Regions from separate parts of the Mus musculus genome. Here region 2 is linked to region 1. Evidence: chromatin loops called from intact Hi-C (ENCODE). Cell type or tissue: left cerebral cortex. All regions are shown on one strand. Each heading gives the region's core, and the rest is flanking DNA. Links, peaks and the distances in the headings are about the cores only. Region 1 holds the start of Manea (mannosidase, endo-alpha). Region 2 holds the start of Fut9 (fucosyltransferase 9).

Region 1 (12,025 bases), core at 2,629-10,628:
CCCTGAAAATCATGGGCATGCTTCCTGAACACAGTCCAGAAATCTATGAAGCTGAAGAGCCTTCACAGCCCTTCTGGGGTTTCTTCCCACTCTCTCCCAAAGCACCAACACATTCTGACCTATCTCAGAATTTCATTTGTCCCATGTTTTACACCTAATGCTTTAAATTTTGTTCCCTCTAACCCTTTATTAGTGCCTTCTTCCTTCTTTCTTTCTCTGCCTTTGTTTCTTCCTTTCCCTGTATTTCTTCCTTTTCCTGCATTGGTTCTTTTTCCTGTGTAATCATGCTACTCTCAAGAACACTCCTTCCTCTGACCAATGAGAACACCCCATAGCGGTGTCCAAGGTCTCTGTTGTTTGGGCACCATTTGCCAAATACTTACATCTCTCCTAGGGACTCAGCCTGAATAAGAAGGATATGAGGGAATTAGTAAACGACAAACAGAGGGACACATGGACAGAAAGCTGGCTTGAGAGGACTAGACTCTTCTGATTGGGGAGCCCCAGCATCTAGGAAGCTTACTTGTAGCTTCCAGTGACTCACACCCCTGTCAGGGGAGTGTTTTGGATTGCCCTGGTGCTGTTGGTATTCTGATGCTAATTTCGCTTCAAGAGGGACCACCCTGCTTGTGAACTTTCTCCCCATTTTAACTTGTCAAATAAAAGCTAGAGCCTGAGATTGAGCAGTGGAAGGGAAAGGTGAGGTTGGAAGTTTTAGAAAGGGGAGAGAAGGAGGAGGGAAAGACAGAGTCTGAGGAGAAAGAGGAAGTCCAAGGAAGAGGAAGTAGAAGGAAGATGGCCTGGAGGAGCTGCAAGTAGCAAGGGAACTCATAGGTAGGGAATAAAGTGGTGTAGTGGTATATCTGCCCAATCTAGGCATGCAGCTTATAAATATTATAACTGAGTTGTGAGTTCTTTGAATGAGTTTATTGGTGTTGGACACTTACCACAACAGGAGAGACTGCATTTTTGACATTCCTTGTCCTGTTCCCAGTTCTCAAAGCAGGGTCATAGTGTTTCACTGCAGTGGTTACCTTATTTCCTCTTTAAATTATCCTTTGATTGGGGCTGGAGAGAGATCACTCTGGCTCTGTGATTTTACTGCTAACAAACACCTGTAACTCCATTTCCAGTGTATCCAGTGCTTTTCTCTGGTTTCTGCAGGCACATAAAAGAGGTCTCTCTGTTAAGAGTTTATGCTGAGCATCTGAAAGTTAACAATCGTGTGGACAGTGCTCCTTTGAAAACTAAACATGTATAGGTTCAGGTGATTATGAGCTGTGTATATTTGGGAATCATTGTTCACCTTACTGTAAACACTTACTAGGGGCTGGCGTTTGGAGACCCAGCCATGAATCAGTTTCTATACATGTATTCATGGACCTTAGCATCATAATTCTTTTTAAATGCACACAATACAGGCATAAGTGAATTTTGACAACATTCTTTAACAAAGAAGTTCCAGCAAATAAATCTACATTCTTTTTCTATTTTAATAGAAAGAATTATCAACTACCTCTTAAAGTGAATAGACCCAGAAAATAATCTTGAAGGAGCTGTGAGTCCCTGATATAGAAAGAGAGCACAAGAGCTCATCTATTTTGAGATATAATAAAGCTTATGTTAATTTTCTGTCTTTATGAACTTATTTTCTTTCATAATAGAAGGTACATTTTCTTTCATAATAGAAGATACTGTAAGGTCATTTGACTCTAATGCATGATCCCTTGGAAAGGAAGAAAATCCAGTCATATCACCTTAAAAGGACAACGTCTGCATTTTAAGTGGTACAACATTTGCAACTTGGTTGAATGTGGCCGGACACTTTTGCAGGATCATAGTACTTGAAGCTTCATTCCTTCAGAGATGCTCTGCATGGATTTTTGCATTAACTTCCCCCTCAGAGCATGTAATCTCCCTGCTGGCTCAGCTTTCTACTGTAGACATGCACCTACTCAGCAGTCATTATCCCTGAGTGGAACAATCTCCATTGGAGAAATTGCCTCTGCTTAGTCATTAGTACATTCACTTCTACCAGCACCTATTATCTAGCCAGGAGCTTTGTATCATTCATCAATGTGGACAAAAGGGTGATACAGCAACCTCCATCCCTCACAATTACCCTGACCTGATAAAATGCAGGAGTCACAGAATGTCTATACTTAGAAAAGCCTTACACTTTGGTCAAAAGTTATTTTATGGTGAGCACTATAAAATCTGAGAGTTTATCTGACTTATAGATTCAGGAATCTATGTTTAAAAGCCAACATCTTTGATCCCATTAGCAATTGTGAGTAGATTTATTTGAGTTAAAATGGATTCCTGGTGGCCAGAATAGTGGTCATCCACCAGATTTCATAGTACATTTAACAAAAGACTAGAATAGTTGAAAGAGCTGCATTGTCATTCAATAGAAAGTGTAGAACTTTACTCAGGGACTTCTTAGAGTTATATGTGCCAATCTATCATATAACACTCTAAACATGTATGCAGCCAAATAGTACATAAAGTGCAGAACAAAAATATAATTGATGCCAAAATTGTAAATGAAACTGGGATTGAAGGACTCAAAAATTTGTAGCAGGACACACATGGACAAAACAAAACTAGGCATGACATTAAGAAGCTCACTGTGATTTTTTTAAAAAGGCTTTTCCTTGGGGATTTCCTGTTTTGTTCTGTTTTGTTTTGTTGCTACTTATTAGCAAGAATGTCCTAAGTGGCTTTTACTTGGGGAAAACTAAAGACATAGTGGTTAATAGGTTAGATAGAGAGAGTCATCAGTAAAATAGAATTCTGAAGAATACAGAATATGCAGATGGAGTTAATAAGAGCAATGTCTAATGGTGAGCCATAAAAGAGAAGAACCAAACTGTACTCTTCTGTATAGCCCTTTTGGTTCCTAGCAGTTATCACTGCCTAGAACACTAGCCTTCACCAGCACACTGTACTTCAGGAAACAGGCTTCCCTTGATCTGTGAGTTTGCTTTCCAGATGAGAGGAACAATGACATTTAAAGTTACTAAATGACACTTTGTGGCCAGGTTTGGGAAAAAGCAGTGGAGGAGAGGCATGTGATATTCAGGAAACAGAGGAAGACCCATTAAAATAGAGATGAGAAAATGCTGGCTGAAAATGCAAGCATTTTGCTAGGTATAGGAAATAAGAAGACCATTCATTGCTGATAATCAAATGCAAACATTGCTGGTATTTTCATAATGGGATAAGAGAAACCTTAAGTACTTTATGGTATTTGGAACTGTTATAGTAATAAAATGACAGTAGAAAGCACCAAAGGTGGTGCTCTTGGGTTACTGAGTTAGGCCAGTTCATGAAAAAAATTTATGAGGAAAAATATGGATTGTTCCTCTCCACTCTTTATACCATTGGCCATCTCTGCCGTATTGGCAATCTCAATGACTGATCACTCTTGGTATATTCCACTAAAGTTAAGGCACATGCAGCTGTTTTCTTCAAGTAATTCACCCACTAAACATATGACACATTCTTTTAATACCATAGTTTTAATTGACAAAATATGTAATGACAAAAAAAAAAAATAGATGGAAGGAAAAAAGGGCAAATGAGCAAGAGTCACAATAGGTCAAAATCAACAGATCCTAACAGATATTATGTATGTGTTTACATGAACACACATACATAAACTTAAAATGGATGCATCCTCTCAGATATTCTGGATATATTTACATGAACACATGCATATAAACGTTCTACAAAAGAACTTTCATTAATTTACTCATTACTGGCTATCTGTTTACTTTAGAGATTGATATAATTAATATTTAGAAATATACCCATCTAATTATGTAGTGTTTAGAATTATGGATACCGAAAATTAGACTTTGCAGTAATTATGATGACAGCATATTTGAAATATGTTAAAATCTGGCATATAAGATTACTTCATATATGGTAATAAAAACAAATGAGGGGTTCAGAAAGGAAAGTAAATACATCATCTACATGAAATATGTTGAAAAGTGATGGGGAATAAAAAAGACTACTGGCAACACTGGCTCTAACCACCTCAACCTTTCTAGAATAACAGGGGAGGAGCAGGAGTGCTCAGAGTTGCAGGATAGGACATTACCCACAATTCTAACTTGCCACACCCACTCCAGTAGTGACTCACATGACAGGCCCAAAAGCTTGGACACAGTCCTGAGGCGAAAAGTTCATGGAAACTTAGTCTCCTGAAACTGTGGTATCCTGTAAAGAGAATGCTCCAAAACTGTCCTTGCTTTAGTCAGTGAATACATCTGTGTGCTTTCTTTCAGTATTGTTTTATTGTAGGTTCCTCCAAGCAATGACTTGCCCAATACCTAAGCAAAATTGAACTTTGCTTCCTGGCCTTCACCAATACCCTAGGTAGTCCTTGAGCCGACCCTGGGCTTGGAATTCAGTAGGGATGTTACCTATTCAATAACATTCAAAATTGCCTCTAGTATTGTGGGAGAGACCGTGAAAAAAATCAGGCATTACAATTTACTTGACTAGAGCTAGAAATCTCAGGGCTAGTTTACATAGTAAATACTTAGAACAAAAACTGAGTCACTCCCGTATACAGGGATTTATAATGGTTTAGGAAGTAGATTGGGCTGTGGCTTCAGGAGGAACTAGAGTATTGCATTATTCATGAGAAGGTTAGCTAGAATGGAACTCCCTAATTAGAACTATGGCTTGGGCATGAAAGCCCTTGCCCTGGAGTGTAAAGACCTCACACCTGCCTTCTAAGAATATAGCTGACCTTAGATAGAGCTGACTTTGTCTCAGTTGTTTTATTGCCTAGTTCCTGCTAGTCTTTATGTTTGCATTCCTCTGTTTTGTGTAAGAGCCATTAAGCATCCAAGTAACCTCATTGTACCTTGACTGATGTGTCACCTAACTTCCCGATTTTCTTCCGTATTAAAAGTCTGGTGCTTGCTTTGAAAAATTACATTCCGATACAGCATACTCCCTTCTGTCTGTGTCTGTTTGTCACCTTTTCACCAACTCCTGCCCACCTGTATCGGGACCCTGATTTCTCCTGCGGATTGAGGGGCTGACTGAGGCCAGTCTGTAGCACTAACACCTTTTAAAAGATTATTGCACAAATCTGACAACCACAGGGTGATGCAATGTGAATCTACTTTAATTGATTTACTCTGGCAGTAATAAAAGATATTTTTTAAAGCAAGTGGGCATACATATAAATATTTATAGAATAAAGTCCTTCCCTTGGATTCAACATCAGGAAAATCTATTAATAACCATAAATGTACTAGAACAGGACATTATGACTATTTTAAAAGATGGTAAAAATTAATTTGATCAACTAAGCAAATTTTCATGCTAAAAAAGCTGGAAATGGGGTACTTAGTATGGTAATTGCTTAGAAGCAGTCAATTGTATAATGAAAAATGCATTCTACACCTCAAAATTCATGATAAAATTTAAATGGTATTGAATTTTACTTGGAATAGTATAGCAGTCTGTCACTAGGGCCATAGGACATGATGCTGAATGTCTGGTGAATGTGTTTTAAAGAAGAAGAGATGATTTAGATAGAAAAATCACATTTATAAAGTGAACAAGTCTGCACAGGTAACAGCAAGTACAGCAAACACATCACAATGCTAGCCCACTCTATGGATAGGAAATACACATAAGAACATGGCTCCTTTGGGCTAATTAGGATAATAATCCGCTGGAATTTTATTTTCAGTGCTCGAAATTAATCTCAGGGTCATATGCATTTTACCATTGACCATAGAGGATCAGACTATACAATATGTAATTTAAAGAAAGTTATGTTTAAATTTAGCAAGAAACATGAGGAATCTATGTAATAAAAGCCTGCAAAAACTTAAGTAACATGAACTAAGACTCATTGGGGAACATACCAGTCTCAAATATAAATCTATAAACATAACATTTTCCCAGAGAATATATCTCTAAACTGTAAATTTCTATAAATTTAACTCTAAAATTTTATTGAAATACAATCAATATCCAGAGTCTTTTAATGCATGTTGGCTAGTTTATTCTAAAATTTGTAAAAATGTATAAAAACCCAATTTTAGCTAACATAATTGAAATAAAATCAATAAGAAAAATGATGTTACAAATTTTATATGTACATACAGTCTGGTACATAGGTGCTCTAACTGATTGTCAATATTGTTCATTCATTTCTATGTATAATGTTTCATATAACTAAAGCTAAGATTTTTAGAAGCAAAAGAGAATAGTTCATGACCATTTTAAAAATGATACAGTAAGGTGGACTTCAGTATTATGTTGAATAGAGCTACTAACAACATTTTGTTCTTGATGTTACCACAACACTATTAAAGTTGTACCACAAATTTTTGTGTCAATTGTAAAAATTTAATGTCTGATGCAAGGTTACACAATTGTAATATTCTTAAATGCAACAAGAAATATCCTAAACTTTAAGGATTTTGATTATCAAGATACCACAGAAGTGAAGACAATGCACAAAGTGAAGGTATTTGTACATAAGGTACATTTATTTCTTCACATAGAAATTAATTAAAATATCCAAAATAAAATGAACTTAGATTGAAAGCAGTCATTTTTCCAGTAAGCCTAATAGCCAGAGGGATGTGAACAGGCGGATATCTTCAGGATGGAGGGGAACACATAACTTAAAGGAAATTCAATTTGATGACATTTTGGGGAAAACATTAAAAGACAGTTTTTATAATGATGAAGCAAACTAGTTGATGCAAAATAGATTGTATGTTTAGGAATTTCAAATCATAAATGTGTAGCAAACATGTTTGCATGGAAAATCAGAAAATATTTCACTTATTTAATATGCAAAGCCAGGAAGATAGGATTTTTAGGAAACTACATATTTTCAAAATCCTACTTTTAAAAGAGCAAGATATTTAAGAACACAATATACTGCTTAATGGTGATAGTGAAACAAGACTCTTTGCCTTAAGCTTTTGCAGCCATCACTAGGGTATTTTCTTTCATTATTTACATGTATATTTCAAATCTCTTTTATAATCCGGTAGTTTTTTAAAGGGAAGCCTTTACAATACTTTTCACAACATCACATCTGAAAGTTCTACCCCTTGAGTCAAGATTGCCTTGTTACCATGCAACAAAAACAAAACATAGAATCCTCTTGGTATGTGAGGCTGATGTAAGATGGAAACCCCAGATGCAGCCTCGCCTCTGCTGCAATTTTTTTTTTTTTTTTTTTTTTGCTTCTGACTTATTCTCTTTCTACTGTAATTGTACAATTACACAATTGTATTGTACAATTGTATTGATTCCTAGTATACTTGTGGAAGTTTAATATATCTGTCTGTCTACTTCTGACTTGCCAATAACTGTTTGATAAACTAAAACACGTTTTCAACTTTAAAACTTTGGAAATACCCAATGTATTATAAATCTGAGTAACATTTAAAAGGATTTTTTAAAAGTGAAAAACAAAACACATCTGGTCTCTATCAGAGAGTCTTGGCTTATCTTGAGAGGCAAAAGTGTAAAAGAACTTTCATTTCTCCTTGGAGCAATTAAGGGATACTGTCTGACTTAATGTAGTTTCCTCCACCATGACCCTGCAGTAGACTCCAGGACAAGCTAGGGGACTCGGAGCCTCTCCCCGAAAGCCCCGCCCGCTTAGGTCCGCCCAGAAGCCCCGCCTTCTCGGAGATTCAACCCCTGGAGCCACGCCCCGCGCTGTCCTTTAGGAGGCGGGACCTGGGAGGGGTAGCGGTGCGGCCGCAAGAGCTGTCAGCCCTGGTAGGATTCACGGTTCTTTCTCTTATCCGGTGGGTCCACGCGGAGGCAGGGTCCCAGACCCCGGTGAGCAATTGTGAGGCCCCGGAACTGAGACCCACAGGGACTCCGCAGCTAACCCCTGCGCGCTCGCCCGCCAGCCAATCGTGGGCCGCCTGCCTGCGACGCCCTTTGACCCCGGGCCTCTAGGAATCCAGTCGCGCTCAGCCCAGCAGCCCGGTTCCGCGCCGGTCCCCGCCGCTAGGTTAGTGTCCGCACCGCGCCTGAGCCCGTCCTTGTCTGCCTGGATGCCCGAGTTGGCCCTGAGGTGGTTCATCACCACTCGGTCCTGAGCCCCGAACCTGCGAGCGGAGGCCCCTGGCGGTCGCCCGGCCGTCTCCTAGCCCAGCTTACGACCCCGAAGGCCGCCAGGACAAGTGCGTCCTCCTCCGGGGTCTTTGTTCTGTTCTCCTTTAACTGGCCGGGCTCTGCCTTTTCCACTGTCCCTTCAGGGTGGCCGTCTCCTTTTCTGTCTGCGGAGGAACAAGTTGGCGAGGACCGGAGCTTAAAACTTTTGTTTTGTTGTTGTCAAAGACATAAACGGATAATATAGTGGGAGAAGTACTGAAAATGGCTTACAAGGAGGCTTTCGTGAGCGTTGTTGTGGGTCTGGAATGAGCTTAGAAAGACAAATGAGAGTGGTTGGTCTGATCGCATTGCAATGTGTGGGCTGCAGCTTGGAAGAAAAAAAAAATGCAGAACTACTGTAGGTTTTGGTGAAACTATTTCAGGTTAGTTACACTTACAAAGCTGCTGCTCTTATTCCTATAATAAGCAATGAGTTGAGTATGTGGTCAGAAAATAAACACAATGAGCTAGCTGCCTTCTCCTTAAGTGTGAGCTACAGCGGAAGGCGAGGGAACCATTGTTAAGTCACCTTCCACAGTGAAAAAATGTCATTGTAGTATGACTTCTCTACTTGAGGCCGCTCAGGGCAGGCTGGAGCCAGGAACCTAAGGTCCAGTACAGTGTTTTGCCTTTGTAGGGTGCTCAGCTGTTTACTAGCCCAAAATCTTGGAAAAAGTTCTCTGCTCAGTTTCATCACCTGTAACATGAAGTTCTGTTTCATAGACGGTTGTGAAGATAAAAATGGAAAATGAGATTATGCCGGACAGAACTTGTGTACAAAAGATTACCCACACTTTGACCTGAGCAAGATTCTGAAAGTTTTAGATGTGTGTTCTGAGCGTTAGCTGTATCTAACTGTAGGTACTTCCTCTAGCATAAAATTAGAAGAAAATAGCATCAACAGAATGAAATAAAACAGGAAGAATCTTTATAATTTAATTATAACTTTAAAATGGAATCTGCATTTTCCTGAGCTATATAATATGAGCAAATGCATTTAAAACAATCCACAACATTCGGCTTCAGGGTTATTTAGATCTCTTAGCTGCTTGAGGAGTATGTAGTACTATTCATTCGAAATCACTTGACTTTCACAACATAAAATTAGCATGGTTTCAGAAGAACTAGTTTTCTAACTCGGGGTAGTGCAAACTTCCCTTTGAGTGAGGACACATTGTTAGTAGTCAGTAGCCTGAGCTTCTTGCTTTAAGAAGCTACACACCTGCAGTTGACTGGAAGTTTGGTAGTTGTTTTTCTCACAAGGGACTTATGAAACCTCTTTCTTTAGTTAGAGCTAAGTAAAGTAGTTTCTTTGTCTGTCTCCTGCAAGAGCACTGCTTGTTTTATGCTTCAGGGGCAATGTGTTGTCACAAAATTTAAGATGCTCTATTGTTTAGATGGTCTTCAAAATTATTGAATCTTCATGAATTTTCTTTTACAGTGTTGTTTATACACCTCACACAAATCATAAATTTTCTTTTACAGTGTTGTTTATACACCTCACACAAATATGGTCTGCATATGTATAATAGAATATGTTACAGATATATTTGCTGAATACCTACCATTGTAAGAAAAAGGAGGGCCAAAACTTAAGTAAGCTGAATAATAATCAGAGGTATATAATATTTTTTGGGATCTAGTAGAGTATAAATACACTAGGGTGTATATATATATATATATATATACCCTATACACACACAATCACACACACACACACAATCACACACACATATATATATATATATATATATATATATATATATATATATGCTGTAGTATATATATATTCAAAAACTTGTACACAGATAAGTTGGTATAGTGTACAGTGTAAGAATTGCCAACATTAAAGAAGAGCAGGGTTGCTTCAATAGAGTTTTCTACTCAGGAGTCTTTAGGAGAGACGTGAGGAGAGAATCCAGACTTTTGCTTTGACTTGAACCTTGAATGGTATTTTAGAGAATAAGGCATATGCTGTATTTGTTTGTTTGTTTTCTGCAGGTTGGACTAAGGGTCAAACCTAGAACCCAAGGAATTGTTCATGCTACACATATGTTCTAACTACTGAATTACATGCTCAATCCCATATGCTGGATTGGTTGTATTTCATCTATCAATCAATTAATTGATAGGCAGAGCCACAATATGTATCCCTGGCTAGCCTGGAAGTTCCAGAGTGGCCTGGAAACTCAGAGATACTCTGTCTCACAGATTCTTGGATTAAAGTGTGTCATCACATACACCCTCCACCCCCTGCTAGTTCTGGATTATTTTCCTGATACCCATATTTTCCTCATGAATAATTGCTCATGGCTCATAACTACTTAGTAGTACATTGTCAGATGTGAAGTAAGCCTTCATCCTGACAGGAACCCTATGAGTGAGATAACTGGAGCAGATAAAAGAAATATAGAAATGTTAGGCTATACAAGGAAAAATAGAAATGTGGACTTCTTGTAACTATAGAGCTCAAGAAATGTTTAAATAATATTTTTTACTTATTTGAAAATTTCATGTGTATTTATATCTCAGTCTTACCTACCCACTACTCACCACTCCAACATTGTCCAGAATTTGGCCATCACATATCCCAACTTTATGTCCTCTACAATTAATGATTGATTTCTATTTACTGCTGCATGATAACTCATGGGTGTGGGGTCATCTCCTGTGGTATGAGCAACCTAAGGGTGGCCACATCCCCAAGGATATGTGACTCTCCCTCTCTGCAAGCAGTCATCAACTACTGGTAGTACTCAGCTGGATTTGGGGCCTTGAGAACACTGTTCCATGCTTATTCTTGTGTAGTTCGTCAAAGTTACTATGAGTTCATGTGTGCAGCAGCCTGGTCATGCTCAGGTCATTTCACAGCACCCCTTTCCACCTCCAGCTCTTAAGTTCCCACTGTTCTTCTTCAGCAGCGTTCCATATTCCAGTGTTGTAGGGGCATGGTGGTGGTACAGACATGCCATCTACAGCCAAGTGCTCTCAGTTGCTGATTCACAGCAACTTGAACAGTAAGGAATCTCATTAACTACTATCAACTGCAATAGGAAGCTTCTCCGACTTAGAGCAACATAAATCAATGGATAAAAAAATATTTAGACGTACACACACACACACACACACACACACACTCACACACTCACACACACCTACCTTTAGTGTTTTTTATGTTTCTTTCACATTTATTTAAAATCTTGAATACTATTTGGTGATTAATTTAAATACTTCTCTTTTTTATTTTCTATTGCCAACATTACCTTGCATCGCCCACACAGTAAGTTTATCTAAAAACAAAAATGTTCACATTAATAAAGAATCTTGGTGAGCTATCCATCCTCACACAAGTGTATCATTAGCATGTTTCTCAAATGCCAACCTCAATTGTTTTTCAGTTGCATACCCTGACCAGTCCATTTCACACCAGCCTACTGAGTTAGTATTTCTAAAGTTAATCCTATAGTTACATCTAAATCTATAGCTCTCCCTTATTTATTCATTCACCCATTCTCTCTGTGTGTTTATTCAGCATTCAATACCAATGCTTAATTACTTATAAAGTACTTAACCCCAAACACACAGTTCTTTTTTAAGAGTTATATTTTAAGTTTAGAAGAATGAGAAGAGATTACTATGTTTTTTTTTTTTCACTTAGAGATAGCAACTGTACATGCTTCAAGCATATTTCCAGTTTGTGTTTGATTAAAATAGTCAAAGTCATATCTTAAAATATTTTTTTCTGCTTCATGGCTCATCAAAAATTATCATCTTCTTTAATCAAAGGGAAGGAAGGATATGGTATTACATTTATAGTTTGGAAAATCCAGGACAGCAAGTTACAGCAGCAAAC
Region 2 (12,025 bases), core at 2,137-10,136, 550 kb after region 1:
AATGTTCATCACCTTTATGTTTATGTCCTATTTTCTTTCATGTTTCTTCAAAGTTTACTTGGATGTATCACGTTATAATGTGTGGATCAATGAAGCTTATATCCTAGTTTATTTCTTAATTTCTCATAGTTTTATAAGTTTTGGGTCAATAGATAACTGTTTTCAATTTATTAATTTGAACTATTAGCCTCTGATCCAACATATTTCTTTCTTCTATCTTAGAAAGCTGCATTTTCTTTTCTAGTTTAGGTTTTTTGTTTTTTTTTTTTTTTTCTCTACAGGTAGGTTCCTGAGAATAATATTTCTGGAGTTCTCACAAATTCACAATCATTTGTATTTATTATACTTGAAGGGTCTTTAGCTGAAAAGAATAAAAGAAAACTATAGCTGGTACTCTTTGCTTAGACTGCTGCAGGTTTTGTCCACTAATATTGGATGAAAAGACAAGCATGATCAAAGCCTAGCCCAGTTGTGGTCAAAGAGGCCTCCACTGCTGGCTGATGAGAGCAGATATGGAGACCTACAGCCAAACAGTAAGAAGAAAGGAAGGCCAAATGGAAATCTCCGCTGTGTCCATTCCCTTGAAGCTCTAGGAACCCCATGGAAAAATATAGGAAGAATTGTAGGAGCTAGAGAGGATGAGGACACCAGGCAAACACAGCCCACAAAATCAAGTAGGACCCATAGAGGCTCATAGAGCCTGAAGCAGCAATCACAGAACTTCCAGGGGTCTTCACTAGGTCCAGTGCATATATGTTACGGTTGTTAGCTTAGGTTTTTGTAGAACTCCTAACAGTGCGTGTTGGTGGGGTCTCTGACCTTTTCATCTGCTCTTAGGATCCTTTTCTTCCTACTGGATTGCCTTGTCTCAACTTAATATGGGCATTTAATCTTATTGTATCGCTTATGTCTTGTTCAGTTCATATCCCTGGGAGGACTGCTCTTCTGTGAAGGGAAACTGAGAAGAAATGGATCTGGGAGAGAGGTTGACATTGCAGTTGGATGTATTGAAAACAAAATGAAAGAAAATAACAAAAAATAAATGAAAAGAAAAAAAAAAGAAAGTCCCAGGAGGAGGAAGAGGAGGAGGAAGAGGAAGAGGAAGAAGATAATGATATTTTTTCCTTAGAAGTTGGCATTCATCATTCTGGGAATATTTATCTGGAAATCATTGTTTCTGTCCAACATAAAAATTGAAATCTTTCATTTTGCACAAAGGTTTCTTAATATATTTAAAAATATTTCTTCTTTTCATTACCAGTTCTTAATCTTCTGGGCCTTCTTTTGTCTAAATTTGCTTGCTTATCCCCACTCATCCTTTTCCTATATTACTTCTCTGGCTTTGATTATTTGTTTTTCCATGTCTCTCCTCACCTTTACCCTTTACCTCAGTACCTACTGTTGCTGTCTTTCTACCATTTTTTGTCCTAACTCATCACTGGTCCTCTTCTCCCACTTCTTTTCTGAACCCTGCCCCCTATATCACCACTTACTATTTTTCTTATCATCATTCTCTAAAACCTTGCATTTCTGTCTGTGGTTTTCATGCTTAGAGGCAAGTCCTTTGCTACACCTTTATAAAGATTCATGTCAGAATATTAAAACAGTTTTTCAACTTCTCCATAGCAACATTTTTATAGTATAACATTTTTAACAACTGACTTATTTCAGCTCCTCTCAAGGATTTTCTTGTTTTTCTATTGATACTGTGTCTATTTTTAGCTCTTCAACATCAACTAAATTAACATATTGTTCATCAAAGTGAGAAAAGGAATCTGTATCTCCAGATTTCCCAAGTCTCAGTAAGCAGCTACTACTTGCAGTCACTGCTCCTGTCTCATCATTCCCTATCCTGTGTCTGTCAGAGATTTACAGGTGGGGTCTCATCTCTCAGAGACTGTGGAGAAGGAAACAATGCAGGTTTCTGCAGCCAGTGTGGTCATCTAGCTTTAGCAGACTCCCCTGAGGCCTGTGCTTTTTCTTTTGTAGTCATCGACCAATTCTTGTTCATAAGTACATTGTGCCAAGGAACATAAATTTCCCCTTCCCAAGTGAAATTCTCAGTTTTCTGAAGTACAGGTCTGTCTGTACATTCTTAGAGAAGATGACATTGGGACCACTCTCAGCAACCCCACCCCTTTCAAGTGACATTTACATTTGATCTTGGCATTTTTGATAAGTTTTTCATGTCTATTCAAACAACCACATTCCAGTTCCTGGCCCCCATAGGTTTGTAGAAACACATTATGGGGCCATTCTTAACTATAGTATAATGCAAAATTACATTTAGTCCAACATCAAAAGTTTCCATAGTCCACAACAGTCTTAAGGATGTAAAGAATCCCTAGTTCAAAATATCTTCTGAGATTCTTGCAATCTTTTAACTGTAATCCCCTATAAAATTAAAAGCAAAAAGCAGATGTCAGAATTCCAACATGTCATGACACAGGGTACACATTACCAATCTAAAAGGTTATAGTAAGGAAATACTGGACCATATCAAGATTAAAAACCAGCTGAGCAACCTCCAGACTCTGCCTGCCCATGTCTGATATCCAACTCCTTTCATTTTGTTGACTTCAACACAGTTGATTCTCTTTGGCTGGTTCCACACCCTGTTAGCAGCTTTCATTAGCATGTATCCCATAGCTCTGGCATCACTAATATCTCCAGTCTCCAAGGCAACTTCAATTTTACAACTACTTGTTCCAATGTATTGAAACTACACATGATCTTCTGGACTCCTCCAAGGGACTTGAGTGACTTCTCCAGCTCTGCCCTCTGTAGCACTCTAGTTCACTCCATTCTACTGCTGCCGCTGTTCTCTGTGGGTATTCCATGGTACTGGCATCTCCAATACGCTGGAGTCTTTTCCTGCAACTAGACATCACCAAAAACCTCTTATAGGCTCTCCTCATGGTACCAAACATCAAATTTTTTGCATGACCCCTTCAGTCCTGGGCCATCAACTGCAATTGAGGCTGTACCTTCACTAATGGCTGTTGCTGGCCTTTTACAGTGTCAGGCCTTAGCTGCTCTCCATGACCACTTTGTGTCTTCAAATCCAGTACCATCTCAAACTAGAGGCAAGAGGCAGAGAGCACACTATAGATGGTAGAAGATTTTTTTAAAACCTCATGCCCACCCTTACTAACATGCCTCATCTAACAAGGTCATATTCCTTAATTCTCCCCTAATAGTTGCAACCACTGGAACCCAACAAAATTTATTAGCCTAAGGAGGTTCCTCTCACTTAAACTACTACACTTATAAAAAACACAATCAAAGGATATGAAATTGAGGTGGGGATAGGGTTAGATTATGGAAGGATTTAGGAGGTAGGGGTTAATAATACAATATATTGTATGAAAGCCCAAAAGTCTCAACTATATGAAAATTATATAAATCACTACATTAAAGTCGGGGATATCCTAATCATATATGAGGAAATTTGTTTTTTGTTGTTATTTTATTTATTTACATTTAAAATGTAAATCTGCCCATGTGATTCCCTCTCCCCTTTGTCTGGAAGTTTGTACTTTATTAATTCTCAGTAACCACAATTAATTAAACAGTTACTGCCATTTGCAAACTTCATGATTCATCTCTGAGTAAGAGTGCTGAGTGGGATATTATGCTTCATCAATCATTACCTTTCCATGTTCTTTAAATGATTAATAATCGGTGGGTCTACCTGGTGTACTGCTGTGTGTACATGCTGGACACAGCAACATGTGCTCTAGAAGCTGAGGCGTCTGGCCCATTGGCCCTTACTGAATAGATGGTCCTCTTATTCTGATCATCAAAAAGACATGAAACCAAATGTTTTCATTGGCATGCATGCTGAACATGAAAGAGTCTAACAAGTTAGAGACACTGTCAAATAGTAACTTATCACTAAAATTTAACTTTTATTTTTCTTCAAGTAAAACAATACAGGAAGAGATAGAAGTTTTTCAATAATATGTAAGGCTGACTTGTTGCAGTAAAAATGTTTTTCACACTGCATTCATAACTGAGAAAGCATTTATTTTAATATGAGTACATTTGTTATATAAGGCATAATTATGTAAAGTAAAATGTCTAAATTATTTTAGAGACTAAGATCCTTTAGCACATGAAGATTTCTACATTCAGAAAAGCAGTGTGAGCCCATGGACACATGCTTGGTGCACATACACACACACACACACACACACGCGCGCGCGCGCGCACACACACACACACACACATGCACACACACACATGCACACACACATGCACACACACACACGCACACACCCACACACACATGCACACACACACATGCACTCACACACACATGCACACACACACATATGCACACACACCCACACACACACCCACACACACATGCACACACACACATGCAACACACACACATGCACACACACACACACACACATGCACACACACACACACATGCACACACACACACACACACACACACACACACACACACACACCCCAGAACTTCCTTTCTCCAGTGCTCTGCTAAGAAGTACAGGGATACTTACTGTATCATTTGAAGAGAGTTTAACTAGACTACTTTTTCTACCTGTATCATTACACACATCATCCACTTGCTTCCTGTCTGCTGCCTATTTCCAATCAGAATGCGAAGATTATGAAACAAAATCAAGGTTCACAGAAATCAGTCAGCGATACTCTGATTGTCGTTATATTTACTAAATGTGTGAATTTATTCCTTGATTCTTGAGTGTAAGAGGAGCCCCTAAATATACTTTCTATATGTATTTGAATCGTAGTCTAAAAGTAAATTTCGAGGATTGACTTGTAGTCCAACAAAATAAACAAAAACTTTGCAAAGTGGAGCTCTATCTATCTATCTATCTATCTATCCATCCATCTATCCTTTCTTTCTCTCTCTTCCTTCTTCCTTCCTTCCTTCCTTCCTTCCTTCCTTCTTTCCTTCCTACCTTTCTTTCTGTCTTTCTATCTATCCATCCATGTATCTATCTATCCATCTATCTTTCTATGTGTCTATCTACCTATGAATTTATATTTTAATGTTGCTTACAGAGAAGAGTCAATTCTGAGCACAACACTGCCCTTCACATTTACAACCTTCCCAAATCACTGAGAATTTGGTTCCAGACAATCTGCCCCTCCTATTTTAGTTTAATTTTAATCACCCCCCAACCTGACCCCGGACTTTAGCTGGTCAACCCCAGTGAAGAACAAACACAGGCAGCAGATACAAGGGACTGGAGAAGGTTGCCTGCATTGAGCTCCCTGCTGTCGCCTTCTGGCTGGACAGTCCGTGCCAAATAGCGCCTGGGGGGTGGGGGTGGGGGACAGCAATAAGGAACTGACAGAAGCGGTTGCTGCAAGTCCACAGTTTGACCTAAAAGGAGAGTGGAGGAGGGTGGCAGACTAAGAGTCTGCATATCGGAGACGCAGCAATGGAACCAGTGGCTATGTGTGCGCGCACAGGTGCCACAGGCCTGGAGAGCAATGCTGTGTCTCTGCAGCCTCCCGACTCAACACACGCGGTGGCTTGCTGAAACTGCATCCGCAGCCGAGCGTGGGTACTCCCAGGCACAGTCACCGGAGGAAGAGCCAAAGGAAAGGGCGCGAAGGGGGTTAGCATGGAGCGGCAGGGTATTGGGGCAAGACCCACAGGCTCATTTTGGAGCTCCTCTGGTGGGAACCTGTACCCGGCTGCTATGCTCCTCCCTTCTCTTCCCAACTCTCGGTGATCATCTCCATCTCCCCTCGCGCATCCCTTCCCCCCTCCCTGCTTTCTTTGCTCTCCCTCCCTGCCGCGTGCCTGCTCCCCTCCCCCTCTCCTGGCTGCTCTGGGCAGCAGCAACCTCGGCAGCCCGGGAGATGGGAAGAGAGCGCGCGGGGCGCTGCAGCTCTGGAGCCCTGGATCTTTCCTCACCCGGTGCCTTGAGACCCCGCCGCCGCTCTCGCCTCTTGGCTACCCCCGGACTCCGGCTACGCTACTAGGACAGCGCCGCCACCACCGCCAGCCCTCGTCCCGCCCGCGCCGCGCTGCCCTCCCGCGCCCTGGATGGAGCTTTCCCTCGCTGGGATCGGTGAGTACCAGAGACTCTAGGGGGTCAGGCACAGGACTGAGCGCCCACCGTACATCGTTAGATGAGGCACCCCGACCACCTGCTGGGTACCCTCCTGGCACAGGTCCCCGGGGACATTTGGTTTTAACTCAACCAGCTTGGAACTTGAACCCTTTCTCTTCCAGAGATAGCTGCTTGTACATCTTAGTCCCTTGTCACCCTCCTGCCCTCCCGCTGCTACCCTCATTCCCCGGGCAGATAGCCTTCTCCTGGTGTCACTTCAAAGAGAGTCATTGCTGCCCTTGTTGTCCCCAGGTTTTTGTGAATTCTGTCTTCTGCCTAGCGCTCGGACCTAGGTTTCTCCACAAAGTCCTCCTCTGACCCACCTTCCCTCAAAGCCTGACCACAGAGTCATTGGTCCTGCCATCCCGTTCCTCCTCAGAGACTTAGTGAATGCTGACCTCATTGCTTCCACATGATGCTGTCTTGAAGCTTTTCTGACACTCACCTCCAAACCCACACTGACACGCGGTGTGTTCTGTTTATTGTGTCTCTGCACCTGGGCTATTAAGGTGATAATCAACCATGGAAAGAGGACAAAAACAGGAAATCTTTTGGGACTAAACTTTTTGTCATTGTTTCAAAGTGCCCAACTATTTACATCGCTTAGATTCCTTCTTGTCTGAGGGCTTGTCCGCTGAGCACAAGGAAGGGCCCATATTATTTTACCTGTTATCACAGAATCTACCTTTTTTTCAGGTTTAGAGCAGAGCACCTTACACAGTCCAGCTGTGAATCTCCCTAAGCTACGCCACCAAATCTCGGCGGCAACTTTTAAGGATAGGCAGCTTTTTTAAAAAGAGGTGGAACCAGACATACCGTTTACAATCGCTTTATTATTGTTGTTATGATTTTAAATTTCAATAAGTTAAAGCCCTTATTTCCTTTGTGTTTATTGACCTAAGAGCGGAAGGTTGTACAGAGAACTTCCACACCACGCGCTTCAGGGGCGGTGTAGGTGTAGTCTCTAGCTATCCTAATGAGTTTCCTGAATGCAGCAGACCTTCCTGCTGGAATCAGGCTTATCATTTGTGGTTAGCTTGAACAAAAATAAGCATTGTGTTCAAAGAGTGAATCTGACGGGGAGTGGAGGGTTCCTGTGAACAGGAAAGGAGGTGATTTAAATACTAAAATTTGTATTCAAGATTCCTCTGTGCTGTAGTGAAAAGCAAGATCCCATACAACTTATGATTTACATTCAAACAACTTGTAAAATATTGTGTGGCGGCATCTTACTGCACAGACGTGAACATAGGGTTAATGTTTAAGGAAAATTGGGAGTATTCAAAGAAATGTAAGAAACTTTGAAGGGGAATACCCTATTTAAGAATGGACTGTGTGAATAAGTGTTTTGATATTACTGTAAGCAATTTAGGGGGAATGAGACTTGACTTGCCATTCTCCTGTTTGCAGTTGGTGGAGAGGATGATGTTTTCAGTCCTCTTCTTGGACAGGCGATTCTCCCTCTATATAAAATAGAAAGGGAAATTTGATCAAATATACGATGAGTTTGTTTACCAATGATTACCTTTAAAATCCCACCTTTCCCATTGTCAAGCATTTTATTTCACTTTGCTTTCTTGGTAGTCCTTGTCTCAGGGCAGGAGCAAAGTGACCAGCAGTGGTTTTCAGCAAATGTGTTCAGCTGCACCAAAATTCACGAGGGCCAGGTGTACTACTGTTGGTTTCCTAAATACAGAAATTTGCCTAATTAACCTTACTGTTGGACTAAGAAAAATACTCAAAACTATGTATTTAAGTTTGCAACTGCTGCAGACATTCACATATGGCATGCCGAGTGGACAATAGGCGACTTAGAAGATGAATTAAAGAATCTTTTAAATTTCCCTCTGGAGATATTTGTATTTTGTTTAGCAATAGGGTAATTGGTATGTACAGTATATCCAGCAATAATGAGTCTTCACTGAATAGATACGTCACAGTTGAACGAAGCAGAGCTTGGAGTAATGCTGAATGCTCTGTTTTTGTGGTAAGCAGAAGTTGAGATCAAAGCATTCTAACAGCATTGTAGTTTATGTCAAAATATTAACACTGCCTAAGAATCATCTATGAACATGAAAATGAATTTCTCATAAAATAGAGCAGAGGTTCTTGTTATGGATTCTTATACAGAAGTCAAAACCCTTCTGGATTTAAAGGTCCTGTAGTTAGGAAGACTCTGCAAAATCATCAAATATAACAGATGAAGAGACAGGAACACCAGTATTGGAATGGTGCATTGGTGAGTGTGTGATGCTCTTCTTTACATTGCTACCAAGAGGACAGGTGTAAAGTCAATATTTGCCTTGGCAAAGGGGATTAGCAGTTGTGTAAATGACACAGGAATTTCATCAACAAGTTGCCTTTAGTCCATGCATGGTTTTACTGAGAATGTAAGGTGAAGAGATAAAGGCTGAGGGAGATGACGAACATGGGGTGAAAATAAAGAACCTGTGACCACCAGCTTGAAACTTACCCAGATGACGATAACTGAGCACAATCCCTAAAGTTTTAGGTAGTAGCTGTTTCCCAATGTGATTTTTCAGAAGCCTCCTTTTTTTTTTTTAGGAAAAAAAACTAACACAACATTTTCTCCTTTTTATGAAGTGATTATTTCTAGAATCTGAGATGCAAAGGCAAACTCATGTAATCTGTCTAAGTGAACTGAGTTCTAAACAAATTTAAAACCAAGACTTTGGACAAGGAATGTATAAACTAATGCTTAAATTTACAATGTTTGATGGAGGTAAATATCTCATGCTGGCGAATTTACATTGGTGAACATCTTACTCGATTTTATGTACATTTACATATGATTTAATTCACAAAAGTCTGTATATTAAAACACAAACATTTTCTTAGCTGAAAAAGCAGCCAATGGAATGGATAGCAAGTCATTATATAAGCGCTTTTTTTTGTAGGTTTTTTTTTTTTTTAGCTTCAGTATATACAGTAATATTTAACAACAAGCCTTCTTAGAAAACAAAGAGTGATCATTTCTATGCTAGCTTCCTGTCTCAACCACAGTCTCACAGGTTTTGAGGACGTGTGATTATGACTTCTACATAATGGAGTCTCATGTTTCATTCCTGTAATTCTGGTGTTTGGGAGACTTGAGACTGGAAGGATATCCTTTCAAAGTTAACCTGGGCTGTACTGGGAATCACTCATTCAAAATGACAAAAGGAAAGCTCAAACCGACAAAAGACATTTAAATTTTGTGCTGGGGCTTGTGGCTACTGGAGACCCACTTCCATTCATTTTATTGCAAATGGATGACACTGAAGTTAGGTGTGGATGGGAGAATTTGAAGGGCATTCTGCTTCTGTTATTTGAATCATGATTTACCCAAGGTTCCTAAGTAATTACCAGATTCAGAATTGGATTCCGGGCTTACTCTTTTCATACTGTATCTGTTTTTCCAGAGTATAAAAACAAGCCCCCTCGTTGTTTCTGAGAAAGGTAATGCAGGATAATTCAGTTTCAGTATGAAAGAAAATGGGCAGATAAACAACCAAAGGTTTGGTGCTGCTTCAGGGTCATCTCAATGCTTCAACTTTACTCAGCATAGTTGATGGTACGCAGTCTTCCCGACACTTAATTGGTCACTTTCTTCTTAAAGCTTGGGAAACACTTTAAAAATCTTCCAGTTACAAGGCTACTTAATATAGCCATTATTTTTTTCACTTCTTGTTATTAATTGTATATCATACAGTGTAAGTTTCTTTTATAGTAATATTATACCACAGATGTTTTTCATTTTAACTGGATTGAAACACATTCCCCTAAGTAGATGTTGGCTTCTTTAGGCATGGAACAGAAATGAATTTGGCGTTTCACTGGTCTGTTTCCAGTGAAATCCTTGCTTCACTGCAAAGAGAGTTTACATATTGGTGTGCTTACTTTCTACTTTGCTGCTTGTCTCCTATAGACTGTGTAGCTTGGGGAGTTGGGGAAGAAAAATATGTTTCACAAAGTTCAAGACCACATCCTGGCATCTGTAAATTTATTTTCATCAATATGGGGCCATGAAAAAAATAAACGAATATGTTAATGAGACGCCATCCTTATTGCTGGCTCAATACTAAAGTGCCAGAGGCATTCTTGAACATGGAGGCTCATCACTGCCATCTTCCCATGGAAAAAGAATGAATTACTGTGTGTAGATAACTGAGTCTTATCACTTGGACCACTATTGCTTCATCTAAATGTGGCTAGATTGGAGTTATTGAAGAGAATTCGTTATGCTGAATTGCTTGGTAGCTTGCTCGACAGATGAGGGACCATGTCTTAAGGGTTCCTTGTTAAAGGAGTTGATCTTAAAACCACTCAAGATGGAGATGTGTCTAACAAGAGAATTGTATTTTTAAGGTTTCCGTGACCTAATTTCTTTGCAGCGCATTTCAGTCTTCATTAACTGAGATCTTACTATACTGTATGATCTGATCTGATGAATACAGACACATGAAAGCGTATGATATAGACTCTGACTTCAAACACATGACAGTTTAGCTGGATCGGCTGGATACGCAGCATGTAAGTGAAAAGGAGTGCTGAAATCCAGACTGCTCTTAACCCAGGACTGCCCAAACTTCTTGAACAGATGATCCAAGAAAAAAATGAAGAGAACACAACACAGGCATATCTTCATTGTGTCTCATATATGGAACTATGCTACTACTAAGACTTGAAACGAAATTAATGTCCTTCCTTAAAAGCATACAATTTTGTTGCTGCCTATATTTAAATATATCAACCAAATACTGATAATACAGAATTTTATTATACATTATTACAATAAATATACTTGAGCATTTATAACTCTTACAAATAAACACATTAGGTGATTAAGTTATAAGGTAAATTTCCAAGGGAAATGTAACTATTTTGTACACTTTCAATAAGTATACAAATTAGATTAGAATGTACATTTTTGCTTTCAGCAAACATTCATAAGAAAGTGAGCAAACATGGGGAAGAAAGCTATAAATAGCTCCTATATTGTATCTTTAATACTTACAAGTCAACAAATGCCTTTAATAAGAGAGATATTTAAATTTAAGTAACTAAAATCTGTCTTATTTGATAAAGAGCATTTACTGAATACTTACACTGGAATGTTAAAAAAATTATTTGAAATATTAAAATGTATTCTTGGGAAATAATCTTGGAGAGATTTGTAGTGTAGACCAGGGACTGGAAGTTTATATTCACAGTTATCAAAATTTATGGTATTATTATAGTATTTTAGTTATTGCAAAGAAATGGTATGTAATAGCTCCTTAGGATACATGAATAGTTTTAAATGAAAAGATTATTGTATGCACATGAAGAATTTATTTCTTTAACGTTTGCTCTTAGTTTCCCAAGAGAATAAAAGAATCTATCTGATTTGTACAAATGTGTGTGTGTGTATGTGTGAACAGATCAAAGGAATTGTTATAGCAAGCTGTAACCACGTGGAAAAAGTATATTAGAAACTTTGTTGCATGAATGTGATTTGATCTTTTATCATAAGGGGTCTTAAGCAGACAAAAGGTAGCCTTGACAGAAACCATGAGCCATTCTAGGAGTTTAATCTGTGCATTCAATTACATCAACAGCTGGGACTATGGGACCAACAGCTGGATTCAGTGGGAGATAATCCACTCTGAGCTAATAAAGTTTATTAACTCTCTCGCTGTCTCTGGAAAGCTGCTATATTAGGATATTGCCTCGCATGCTGACTTAAATTCTATAATTAGATCTGTGGTCATTTTTTCTCTATAATAATTCAGAAGTTTCTACAGAATGATATGGGAAGAAAACAAAAAGGATCAATTCAAGCTACTTTTGCCTTGTTACCATGTATCACATGGGTGTTTGTCCTTTTTTTAAAGATTCTTTTCTGGTACTTAACTGAT

What was found. Peaks named below come from ENCODE experiments on the same cell type or tissue, not always from the same donor. Only the 100,000 strongest peaks of a DNase experiment are listed, where the experiment ranks them.
Region 2: it touches region 1 in a loop (2.2-fold over the local background); 2 of 42 quality-filtered maps call a loop at or near these places.

Annotation. Positions count from the first base shown.
Region 1 is chr4:26,342,601-26,354,625 of GRCm38, reverse strand. It overlaps Manea (mannosidase, endo-alpha), which reads left to right and starts at 7,974. Exons shown (of 5, transcript NM_172865.2): 1 at 7,974-8,029. In left cerebral cortex, for the core only: a CTCF peak has its summit at 7,599; DNase peaks (open chromatin) are centred at 7,731 and 8,393; H3K4me3 peaks cover 2,105 bases; H3K27ac peaks cover 1,557 bases.
Region 2 is chr4:25,793,647-25,805,671 of GRCm38, reverse strand. Fut9 (fucosyltransferase 9) reads left to right here and starts at 5,669. Exons shown (of 3, transcript NM_010243.3): 1 at 5,669-6,083. In left cerebral cortex, for the core only: a CTCF peak has its summit at 5,497; DNase peaks (open chromatin) are centred at 6,481, 7,039, 8,028, 9,346 and 3 more places; H3K4me3 peaks cover 4,539 bases; H3K27ac peaks cover 4,187 bases.